Regions from separate parts of the Homo sapiens genome. Here region 1 is linked to region 2. Evidence: chromatin contacts called from ENCODE Hi-C data. All regions are on one chromosome and are shown on one strand. Each heading gives the region's core, a stretch centred on a gene start or an enhancer-like site at or near the end of the contact. The rest is flanking DNA. Distances are from core to core; before and after follow the strand shown. Region 1 has its middle 9.7 kb from the start of LARP6. Region 2 has its middle 27 kb from the start of LINC02204.

Region 1 (5,986 bases), core at 1,634-4,133, 300 kb before region 2:
AGGCAAGGACTGAATGAAATTGTGTTAATTTCTGTCCAATTTAGTTAAATTTTCTTAAGGTGTGATTGATTTCCTTAGGACCTTGGTATATGGTCCAGTGCTGCTTAGCCAATGGGTTAAGTATCTCCAGATTCCCAGATATTTTTCTACCCTTATCTATATCCCGTCACTGCATGAAGACCCTGAGGACTTAGAAGTTAAGGTCTTAATTTGATCTTGAAGATGATTTAAACTTCTGGAGTCTCATCTGTAAGGCCAGGACAGTTGCACAGAATGTTTGTTAAGATTTCCATGCAGAAACCTAACCTAATAAGACTCAGTGAACAGGGGTATGGAAATTACCAGTGGGCTGCAGCCTCACTATTTAAACATGTCTTAGTGGCCGGACGTGGTCGCTCACGCCTGTAATCCCGGCAATTGGGGAGTCTGAAGCGGGCGGATCACGAGATCAAGAGATGGAGACCATCCTGGCCAACATGGTGAAACCCCATCTCTACTAAAAATACAAAAATTAGCCAGGCATGGTGGCACACGCCTGTAGTCCCAGCAACTTAGGAGGCTGAGGCAGGAGAATCACCTGAACCCGGAGGCAGAGGTTGCAGTGAGCCAAGATCGCACCACTGCACTCCAGCCTGGGTGACAGAGCGAGACTCCATCTCAAAAATAAATAAATAAATAAATAAATAAATAAATAAATAAATAAATAAATACTTTACATGTACCAGAACTATGGGGATACAATGAGATTAGAGTAATGAGAAAGATATACATGTCTCTGCCTTCATGGAGTTTACTGTCTATTGGGAAATTCAGATGTTAAACAGAGTCAAAAATATGATGCATATTGCAAGAGTATAAACACAGGATGCTATGAACCTACTTATTAACCAAGTGTGGCTGCATAATATCGGATTATTCATTTTAAAAAATGTTTCACTCTATGCCTTGCAACCATTCAAGCAAATATCCAAGTCCATACCTCCTTGCCTCTAGGGTGACCAATTCATCTTGGCTTGCCCAGGATTTTCTTGGTTTTGACACTGAAAGTCCCATGGCCAGGGAAAACTCTCAGTCCTCAAAAAACCAGACAGGTAGGTTATACTTCTTGCCTCAGGGAAAGTCTGGGGCAGAGTTCTCTGGCTTTTGTTTTCAAAAGCCTAAATTCTTTAGGATAACGGACATGAATCCTTCAAAAATTCAATGTCATGAAGCAACAATAACAATATAAAATGGTGAAGGGACTATTCTCGATGTAAATAAATTAGAAGGACATAAACATCAAATGCAATGTGTGACTCTAAATTGGATCCTGGTTTTTGTTCTGAAGCATAATGAACATTCTTGGAATGAAACATTTTGGGGAAATGAATATGAACTCGCTATTAGATAATTTTACGGAACTATCAACAGTTTTGTTAGACGCAACCATGATATTGTGGTTTTGTAGGTGAATGTCTTTCTCTTTAGAAGACAGGCTGAAGTACTGAGAGGTGAAAAAAGATGGTGATAAATTTTTAACGATTTTTGAATTCAGTAGAGTGCATAAGAATGTTCATTTTATTATTATTTCAACCTTTCTGTATTTACGAAACTAATACAAAGTTTTGGGAAAGAAGCCAGTAACCACTAAGCAGAATAGAGATTTGGGTTAAGAGAAATGGCCAGGCATGGGGCCCACACCTGTAATCCCAGCACTGTGGGAGGCCGAGGCAGGAGGATTGCTGAAGGACCCAAGTTCAAGATGAAAGAAACTTGTCCCTGAATTGGAAAAGGCTTCTTCCAGAATGGAAGCAGGAGAAAAAAGGAAGAAAATGACTGTGCTGGTGGTGTTGACTCTAGGCATATGGGGTTATAGAGGGCCTAGCAAAGATCCTAGTGCCCCAAATTTGGCACTGAAGCAGCTAAGAGAGCCCTGACTTAATGATATGGACATCTCAGTTGCTAGATTCCCGGATACACAGATGACTGATGAACAGACACCTGGAATTTTGACCCTAGCCCAAGTTATGAGAAGAACCCAAACTGAAACTGAGATTCCATTTCCATCACCCCAAAGAGTTACATTTTCTCCACATCTGAGTTTATGGACAGCATTGAATGTCCCGTACACTAAACTGGCAAATCCAGAAAAGTTCCCCTGAGTGATATCTTAGCTAAAACCTGAAAGATTAGAAGTTTGCCAGGTAAAAAGGAGAGAATAAGCATGTCACGCATCTGAAACTGCACGTTTAAAGGACAGAAGAGTGGTGCCTTCAGATAAACTAAGAGAAATTCAGTATGGCCAGAGCAGAGGGAGTGAGGGCAAGATGGACATGAGATGAGGGTGGAAAGGCAGCCTGGAGCCAGAATGCTCTAGGCCTTCCAAATTAGGCAAAGGAAATCACCCACACCTCTCCCCTTGGGAACTCCAGGGCCCTGCTCTTCCCTCTCAATGCCTCATCCATCCTGGTGCCCATGCCTCAGGGCCTCTCGGTGTCTTTAGAATGTGCAGTCTGGGCTACAAATTAGAAGTCATCCTGATTAGGCACCAAGTTCTTGCTGTAAAAGTGATGACAAATGGAGAGAAACTGAGTCTGTCACCCATTCTGGGGGGAGCTCTTTCCACTTGAGCCCTTTTACCCACTAATGTTATTAATACACAAACCTAGCCCCTCAAACACTGCCCAAGTATCTGTGGACATTCCCCGGGGGTGTCTCATGTGTGTTCATAGACGAATCTAGCTAGTCACCACCTGGTGTCTGCATGTTGTCCCTCCTTTACTGCCCCAGCCTCCTCTGCTAGACTATACCCTATCCAATGGGCACTACAGGCACTTCCCTGGGCACAACTGTGTCCACCAGGCACCAAAGTCTCCTCCTGCAGCTGATGAGCAGCACAGAAGGTGCCAAAGCTGTGAGATGTTATTCTGAGCAGTGGCAAAAAATGCCTCCCCTCGTGATGTGCACCCTCAGATAGTGGGATCCCAAAGTCATATTCCTTGTGCTGAAATAGTTTATAGGGGTTATAGGAAAACAGGCTTTTCAGTTTTCATGTACAGTCCCCCTAGCTTTCCACAGGGCTCAGATACATGACCACAGAGGTTGGGTAGCAGGGCCTTGGCCCACAGGCAAACAAACACATATCAGACGCTACTCTGTCCCCCAAATCACTCATCTTTTCTGACAATGGAGGCTTTGTTAGTGAGTCAGGCTTGTGGTGCCTGGCTCCTATTTCTCTGGGATGACTATTCTTCTGGGAGGAGCTTCAGTCCCTCCTGTAGGGATTTTTGAATCTGCTAACTGGTTCTCTGAATATGCCAGATATCTGAACTCCAGCAGAGGTCATAGTTTGGGCTCCTCCTGGGACCCACAGCTTTTGTCTGTCTTCTATTAGACCAGAATACTTGAGAAAAGGATGGGGTCTTGTTTGCTCTCATATCCTTGAATGGTGGCATGGGCCTGGCATGTAGGAGATGTTCAATTTGTTGTTTTTATTGAAAGACCATCCCATACCTTCGGTCAGTGGCCACCAAACTTCAGCTTGATGGAAACCACTTGGGAGATTATTAAATACACAGATTTCTAGGCTGTATCTTCAGAGATATGACTCATTTGATCTGGAGTGAAGATGCAGGACTATACATTTAAATAAGTTCCTTAGTAATTCTGATGCCCGTGGTCCTTGAATTTCAGTTTGCCTCTACCTTAGGCAGGCCTGAACCAGGGCCACTATTGGCACAAAGGACCACTTTAGCTCATTTGTGAGAATTAGAAATAGTTACCCTTTTCCCCTCTAGTTGCACCAAGTCTGAGGCCAGGGTGACAGCTTGGTGAGCAGAGTTTAGGCAGTCATTTCATCCCTTTATCCCCTATGCCAAGCATCCTCGTGCTGTGTACAACCTGAACAATTGTTTGCAGCAGGCTGGTCTGATGCCTGCTCCTGCTAAGAAATAGTGCACATGAGAAATGCATCTTTGAGTCACCCAGTCCCTCAGTAAACTCTAGGAAGATGCTGGGGTTGAATTGTGCTGGTTACTTGCACCTGGAGATCAGATGAACCACTAGCCTGAGTCTCCAGACCTGTTGGGAGGAACCTGAAAAATATGGCTTGAAAGACCGAACACAGAGGTTCTTGAATTTTGCTGCATGTTGGAATCATTTTGGGAGCTTTGAAAGCTAGGTATAATGCCTGATGCTTAATGTCTAGGTCTTAACCCCAGAACTTAATTGGTAGGGCATCAGAATTTTTTTTTTTTTTTTTTTTTTTTGAGACGGAGTCTTGCTCTGTCGCCCAGGCTGGAGGGCAGTGGTACAATCTCAGCTCACTGCAACCTCTGCCTCCTGGGTTCAAGCGATTCTCCTGCCTTAGCCTCCTGAGTAGCTGGGACTACAGGCACGTGCCACCATGCCCAGCTAATTTTTTGTATTTTTAGTAGAGACGGGGTTTCACGTTGTTAGCCAGGATGGTCTCGATCTCCTGGCCTTGTGATACGCCCGCCTCGGCCTCCCAAAGTGCTGGGATTACAGGCGTGAGCCACCGCGCCCGGCCAGCCTCAGAATTTTTAAAAGCCCCCCAGGTGATTCTAAGATTCTAACATGCAACTTAAGTTGAGAATTTCTGACCTAATGAAGCCCTCACCCTGATCAGGGAGAAGCATTGACTGCTGTGTGTCTTCCTGGGGAATGGAGGACCAGGGTGGGCTCGCCCTTCAGGCCGGAGTAGGCAGCTGGCTCTCTTGCTATGTGTGGTCCAGCTTTGTGTAAATTCTTTAGGTTTTCCCTCAAGAAAAAAATGAGTACCTGTGCCTGTGTTTCTTAGAATTTCTACCAATCACTTTCATACCTGCTGTTACTGATCACTCGCCTAGATCTAGTCCTTCTTTCACCCTTCTAAAATAAAACCCATCTATTTTTTCTTTTTAAGACAGAGTCTCACTCTGTCACCCAGGCTGGAGTGCAGTGGTGTGATCTTGGCTCACTGCAGCCTCCACCTTCTGGGTTCAAGCAATTCTTCTGCCTCGGCCTCCCGAGTAGCTAGGACTACAGGCGCACACCACCATGCCCGGCTAAGGGTCTCCATCTATTTTTAACTTGTGACATTCCTCATCAGTTTGATAAACCAGTCCTCCACAAGACATAAATGGCAGGTAAAGCTTGAATATACTTTCCAAAGTATGTGTCAAAACAATTTGATAATATGCCACAAAGAAATTAATATTATGAGAGCAAGACGTTATCTTTAAATGGTGGGACCCAAACTGGGGATGTTGTTGCTTTGTGGGGAGCACCTCAAACTTAGGGGAGTGGGAGACAGTACTGAGGGCCTTTTAGAAAACCCTACTCTTTTTACCACCTGCAGCAATGACCCGACTTCCATTCATAATGCTGATAATGCTATTCTTCTGAAGGGAGAGAAGAAGAAGGAATAAAGAATCTGGTTCCCCCACTAGAACACGAGCTCCTATGCTAATAGGGGGAACTACATTCTATTCCTTTTGGACTCCTGCATCATTTGTACCACATAATTTGCCTGCTTTTGCCATGCAATAAATGTTTAAGTTGTTACATTCAAATTCAACACCAATTTATTGAGTAGCTACTATATCCTAGGCCCTGAACTAGGTACTTCCATGTGTTATATAATTCAATCTTCTATTAATATTAGGCATTAATATCTAATACTTTAGACATTAAGTAGGATATAGGTTAAGTCTGTGACAAAAATATATCAAAATACAGTCTATTAGACAAAGTGTGAGATTCTTTCTTTCTAAAATAATGATCCACATTACAGCCCAGCAAACAAATCCAGAGCGTGTTTGCTGGTTCAACTCTCCTCAACATGTGACTTCCATCCTTGGGTTCGACAAGGCCACTTTAGCCAATGGGTAGAGGAAAAAGCCAGAGACACACAACCCAGAAGGGCCAGAAAACCTTTCTGTTCACATCCTATTGGCCAGAATTTAGTTACATGATTATACCAATATGCAAGGCAGGCTGGGAAATG
Region 2 (5,899 bases), core at 2,071-4,570:
TCTGATTCCCGGGCTCAAGCGATTCTCCTGTCTCAGCCTCCCGAGTAGCTGGGACTACAGGCATGTGCTACCATGCCGGGGTAATTTTTGTATTTTTAGTAGAGATGGGCTTTCACCATGTTGGCCAGCCTGGTCTCGAACTCCTGACCTCAGGTGATCTGCCTGCCTCGGCTTCTCAAAGTGCTGAGTTTACAGGTGTGAACCACCGTGGCTGGCTGTCAGGCGGTTCTTCTGCAATATTTCACTTGTTTCTCATGGCAGCTCCTTGGAGTGAATTTTATGATCATCCTTATTTTGTAGAGGAGGAATTCAAGCTCAGAAAGGTTAATTGACTTCGCCAAGCTCTTATAACTAGTAAGTTAGGAGAACTGGGACTGGACCCCAGGTTTGCCATAACCCAAGTCAGGCTCCGGAAAGGGCATGGGGGACTTCCTGGGGCCTTATGGATTCATCGGGGCAAATGTGAATGGAACGAAGGTAGACTAGGAGGCTCGTCATGGATCTGGGGACTGGTTCATCCTAGGTTAGTGGGCGCTATCCCCATGCCTGTGAGCAGACCAGCTTCAGGCTCAGGTGCAGGTGTGGGATGACCATGGCCACAGGGCAGAGCATCACTTCTCTGAGACTTGGGAAGAAACAGGATGGGGGAATTGGGGATGTGCAAGGGAGGGCAGTGGCCACCAAGATCGGTGCTTAGGAGGCCCTGTAGATGAGAATTGAGAATTGCTTTGGGAGGCTGAGAGATGCTCTTCACTGCATCACATGTGAACCCTGTGGCTGGAAATGGGACGTTCCCTTTTAAAGAGAATGTGGCCTCCTGGAGGAGCCCCCTTCTGTCAGTAGGAGAATGGTCTGTGGTTATATGTGCTGCCAGGGGACAAAGCTGGTCCTCCGAAAGATGGGGTCTTTCCCTGTTTGGTGTCATGAAGCCAATATACACAAAGCCGAAAGTGAGTGTCAAGCAGTGCGGGACTGATTCAATGGCCATGGAATTGGAGGAGCGGGAGCCTGGCTCACAAATCGACCTCTCAACAAGTGAGGGGTGAAGGGGTGAGAATATAGGATTTTCTCTCATGAAGGAGTTGGATGTTAAAAGCCAGGGGAGGAATATTCCCATATTTTCTGGAATTGGGTGGTGAACTGCCTTGGAGCTGAAGGGCTGCCTTCCTTTTTGTCCTTTGATGGCTTCTTCCAGTCATTGTCATGGTGATTGTCAACCTGTCATGGCACTGGTGGGAGCATCATTTAGCAAGGAGATGAGATTAGAATGAAGCCTGAGGGTGGGCTATCTTGGCTCTAACCACTCTCAGTTGGTCTGGTTACAAAGGGAACTTTTTATTGCAGGCATCCTGTTTCTCAAAGACAAGCAGAGTCAGGACCCAGTAGAAATTCAGCTATGCCATGCAGGCATTGCACTGGCCATCACTAGCTTTCATGGCTCCTCTGAGTGATGAGAAAAGGTGGCCCTCTGGGCAGATGCACCAATCAGAGCATGGGCTGGATTTCTACCTGTCTGTCTCCTTTGGTCCAGAGCCTTTGTGGGACAGCTGTAGGAGGAGGCCCTGGGTACTGCAGTAGGCCCAGCGGGAGGCATCTGGTCAAGGAAGAGAACAGAAGGAGAGTGGGACCCTGCACCCAGGATCCAGGAGGGTGGGGACCAACATGTACCTGCATCTGTATCTGTAACCGTGGTGCTAGTCTGGCACAGTGTGTTCAGGAAATGTGGCTGAGAATGTCTGAAAAATAAGTCACCTTCCTTTTGGCTTCTTGGGATGAGCCTTCAGCCTTCTTTGGAACTGAGGAATTCCAAAGAAGTTGGAACGATTTTGGAAGTGAGGAAGAGGGCGCTATTGGCCATGTATGATGAGAACTAAAAAGGGGAAATGCTTGACTTATTTTGTCAACTTCATCAGTGAATGCTTTAGAATCCTCAAAAAAAAAAAAAAAAAAAAAAAATCACAGCTGAGCTTTATTGAGTGGATAATTACCATGAGCCAGCCATTGTGCTAATCCTTCTGTGACAGTCAGTCTTACATGTCACCTTGCCCTGGCCAGGGTCTCCAGTTATTTAAACACTCATGTAGGTGTTGCTGTGAAGGTCTTTTATAGAAGCCATTAAAGTCCAAAGTCAGTGACTTTACATAAAAGGAATTATTCTAGACAATCTGAGTGGGCTTGATTCAATCAATGGAAAGGCCTTAAGAGTAGAACCGAGGCTTCCGTGAAGGAGAAGAAATTCTACTTGTGGACGGTGGCTTCAGCCTATGCCTGAGAGTTCTAGCCTGCCTTTCCTGATGGGCTGCCCTACAGATTCCAGACTTGCTTAGCCAGATCCACAATTGCATAAGCCGATCGCCTGAGATAAATCTCTTAATCTATATCTCCTACTGGTTCTATTCTTTGGTTGAACCTGGGCTGATACACCTTCATACAGATCAACTTACCTAATCCCCTTAAGAATATGGTGAGAGTTACGGTTCCTATCCCCATTTAAGCGGGCACACAGAGAAGGCAGGCTGGTCCCCAGGCAATGGTGCCAGGATTCAAACCTCAAGCCTTCTTACTCCAGGGCCCCAGTCCTCACCTGCCACGCCAGAGGATGTCAGAGGGAGTCGCATCAACAGCAGCCAGCCCTGGGTATCTGACCGGTGTGAACTTGTGATTGGGTGGTTAGGACCAGGGTTGAGAGGAGTGGTAGCAGCCACCCATGGCAAGTCACTGAGGGAGCTACGTCTAGGGGACACACGCATTTTAACTTCACCTCTCGGCAGCCAGCTGTCTTTTACCTTGAGCTCCCTGACACTGGTGTACACAGAATGTTCCCCGGCATCTTGCATTTGTTTATATTTTGTTTTAGACTCATCTGTGGGTGGCTTATTCTGTTTGAGTGTTTTCTCACGGGGTTGAGCTTACTGAAATTCACTGAAATGTTCAGGATCAGTCCTCTAACTGAACTCTTTCCTCTGATGTATTCATTCCAAGAGACATCTGAGCTGCCTTCTTCACAAAGCAGCACCCAGCTTGCGCCAAAGAAGAAAGGCAGGTGGTGCCTCAAAAGGAATTCGGGGGCATCAAATGGCTTGGCAGTGACACCTGGCTGTGCATACGCCACACTTGGGTGGAAATTACTCCTCAAAAGTGGTAACTGAGAGGAAAATCTTTGGGTCCAATGTTTGGGGTGCTCATTTCCCATGTTTTAAACTCGAGTAAACTCTGCGGTGGCATTTGATTTGTCTCCACGTGACAGCTCAGACTCAGACTACTGCTTGCCTTCCCCTCCCTCCCCTTCTGTCTCCAGCCCACAACCCTGTGGCCTCTCATTTCCTGCACCCGCAGGCTTGCTGTGGAGGACGGAACACAGGCAGCCTGGACTGGAGGGTGGAACGCGTCAACTTCCAGCAATGACTTCCAGAAAATGCCAGATGGAACAGGGGCAAAAATAAGAGTGTATGTTTGTGTGTAGGTGGGGGGAGGGGTGTGTGTTGTGTGTATGTGTGTCGTAGAGTGTATGTGTTGTGTGTGTGCTGTGGTGTGCATGGGCTATTGTGCATACTGTGGTATATGTGAGCTGCTGTGTATGTGCTGTTTGTGTGGACTGTGGTGTGTGTGCTGTGGCGTGTGTGTGTATGGACTGGTGTGTGTGAGCTATTGTGTGTATGCTGTGGTGTGTATGTGCTGTGTGTGGTGTGTGTGTGCGCTGTGGTATGTGTGTGCACTGGTGTGTGTATGCTGTGTGTGTGAACTATTGTGTGTGTGCTGTTGTGCATGTGCACTGTCGTGTATGTGCTGTTGTGTGTGTGCGCTGTGGTGTATGTGCTGTGTGTGTGTGTGCTGTAGTGTTTGTGTGCTGTGGTTTGTGTGTGTGCTGCGGCGTGTGTGTGAGCTATTGTGTGTGCTGTGGTGTGTGTGTGTGAGAGCTGCTGTGTGTGTGCTGTGGTGTGTTTGTAAGTTATGTGTGCTGTGCTGTGTGTGTGCACTGTGGTGTGTGTGTGAGCTGTTTGTGTGCAAGTTGTGTGTTCTGTGTGTGTGTGAGCTATGTGTGTGCTGTGGTGTGTGTGCGAGTTGCTGTGTGTACTGTTGTGTGTGTGTGCACACAGGCATGCGGTGTCAGGGGAGGTGTGGAGCAGCAGTAGGAGGGAGGCTGCTAATAGGAGCAGGGGGTATTGGTATTGGTATTGGTTGCAGCCTGAGAAGTGAAATGTAAAGCCAGAGGACAAAACTCAAAGTCTGACCTGGCGGGGCCTCCAAGGAGTGTGGCTGGGAGAGGAGGCTCAGTCCAGAGGAAGCAGATGAGGGGTTGAGACCAGTGCCCATGACTTAATGACTGAGTTTTAAGAACTAGGGTCTTATTTTCTCCGTCTCTGCCTCTGTCTTTCTTGTCTCTCCCCATCTCTCTCCACCTGTCTGCCCCTGTCTCTATCTCTCTGTCTCTCTCCATCTGTTTCTATCTCTATCTCTCTCCATTTGTTTCTATCTCTCTCCATCTGTGTCTGTCTCTCTCTCCATCTGTCTCTGTCCCTGTCTCTCCATCTGTCTCTGTCTCTGCATCTCTCTGTGTCTCCATTTGTCTCTGTCTCTCTCTCCATTTGTTTCTGTCTCTATCTCTGTGTCTCTCTCTCCTTCTGTCTCTGTCTCTATGTGTCTCTCTCTCCAGTCTCTTTGTCTCTGTCTCTCTCCATTTGTTTCTGTCTCTCTCTCTCCATCTCTGCATCTCTCCATCTCTCTCTCTCTCTCTCAACTTCTCCCTCTCCTCCAGTCTCCGTCTCTCTTTCTTGCTCTTGGCATGAGTGCATGTGTGTGCATGCTGGCTCTTTTTGTTTTGAAGCAGAAAAGCTACTGAGTGGCTCACAGAATCACCAGAAAGAGGAGCACTCAGGCCTTCAAAAGTACAGGAACAAAAGGCAGAATCATATCCCAGAACAGGCCAGTGAGGACACCGTTGCTGGCACCCTGCTGGGTCCTGGATGCCGCCTACTGGCACTGCTGCTGTGCAGCTGCTGGACCCTGGCTGCTGCTGACACCAGAATCAGGCAGCTTTTCAAAGACCTGGCATACCTCTGCTGGGAGGCTGAGGTGACATGAGTCCCCAGAGAACCCAGCTGGATAGGTGAGGCTGGCCCAACACAGCCCTGGGATTCTGGAATATTGTTGGAAATTAAAGAGACAATTATGGTCAACTCTTATACTGGTTGAATACAGAGTGTAGATCAGGAATTTCAAACTCTCATTTTATTTTGCAACACCAGCAACCCTCTTCCTAAGTTCTCATACAGATTTTAGGGGAATCTCTAATCTCTCGTAAAATGAATGGATTATTGGTCCAACTTCTCTTCCCAGTACCACAGGGGCAGTCTCCTGAGAAGGGAGTTGGCCAAATGGACTGGAGTAGGAGGGAGGAGAAAGAAAATTGAAGACTCAAGATAATGTGGAAGAGGGAGATGCTGGAATCTTCCAGCTGTAGATCCCTGTTTTTTGTTTGTTTGTTTACTCTGGGGCATGGGCAAAAAAAAAAAAAAAGAGAGAGACCTAGACCTGCTTTGTCCTCAAAGGTGTGTATGTGTGCATATGGTGGTTGTGTGCAGAGGAGGGGCTTACCTGCTCTATATTTCCTCTTCACATCCACCGAGGGAGAAGGGCCATTTCTCTTGATGACGCAGAGGGCTGAGGAATACTGAAGGGACGTTTGCACAGAACAAAGCAAAACCCTCAGAAGTTTTTTTCCTGTCTCTGATTGTAGAAAATTACCTGCCCTTTCATCTGCTTCTCAAGTTCACAACTTGTCACCGTCTGTTTTCATCTCTGAGCATTTCAATTCTCCTCCTTTCCGTTTGTCTCTTGTCTGTCTGGGCTGTTTTGTCTTTTGTCTTCGTCGGGCCTGCCAGTCCCTGCCTCTGTCCGT

Evidence for each region. A loop is a pair of places that touch in the nucleus more often than their neighbours do. Pooled maps may share reads with other maps.
Region 1: a loop to region 2 is called in a pooled map of heart right ventricle, with 2.2 times the contacts of the local background. The contact joins two enhancer-like sites. A Hi-C loop is called at or near these places in 1 of 168 maps with a recorded cell type or tissue (left cardiac atrium) and 10 of 50 pooled maps.

What each region holds. Positions count from the first base shown.
Region 1 is chr15:70,860,839-70,866,824 of GRCh38, reverse strand. It overlaps a transcript of LRRC49 not described here. Among named protein-coding and RNA genes, the nearest start is that of LARP6, 9.7 kb to the right of the region's middle. Within about 2 kb of position 2,883, at least 5 of the 41 ENCODE cell types and tissues checked have a DNase peak (open chromatin) inside an H3K27ac peak, as active enhancers do.
Region 2 is chr15:70,556,777-70,562,675 of GRCh38, reverse strand. No RefSeq gene overlaps it. Among named protein-coding and RNA genes, the nearest start is that of LINC02204, 27 kb to the left of the region's middle. Within about 2 kb of position 3,320, at least 3 of the 41 ENCODE cell types and tissues checked have a DNase peak (open chromatin) inside an H3K27ac peak, as active enhancers do.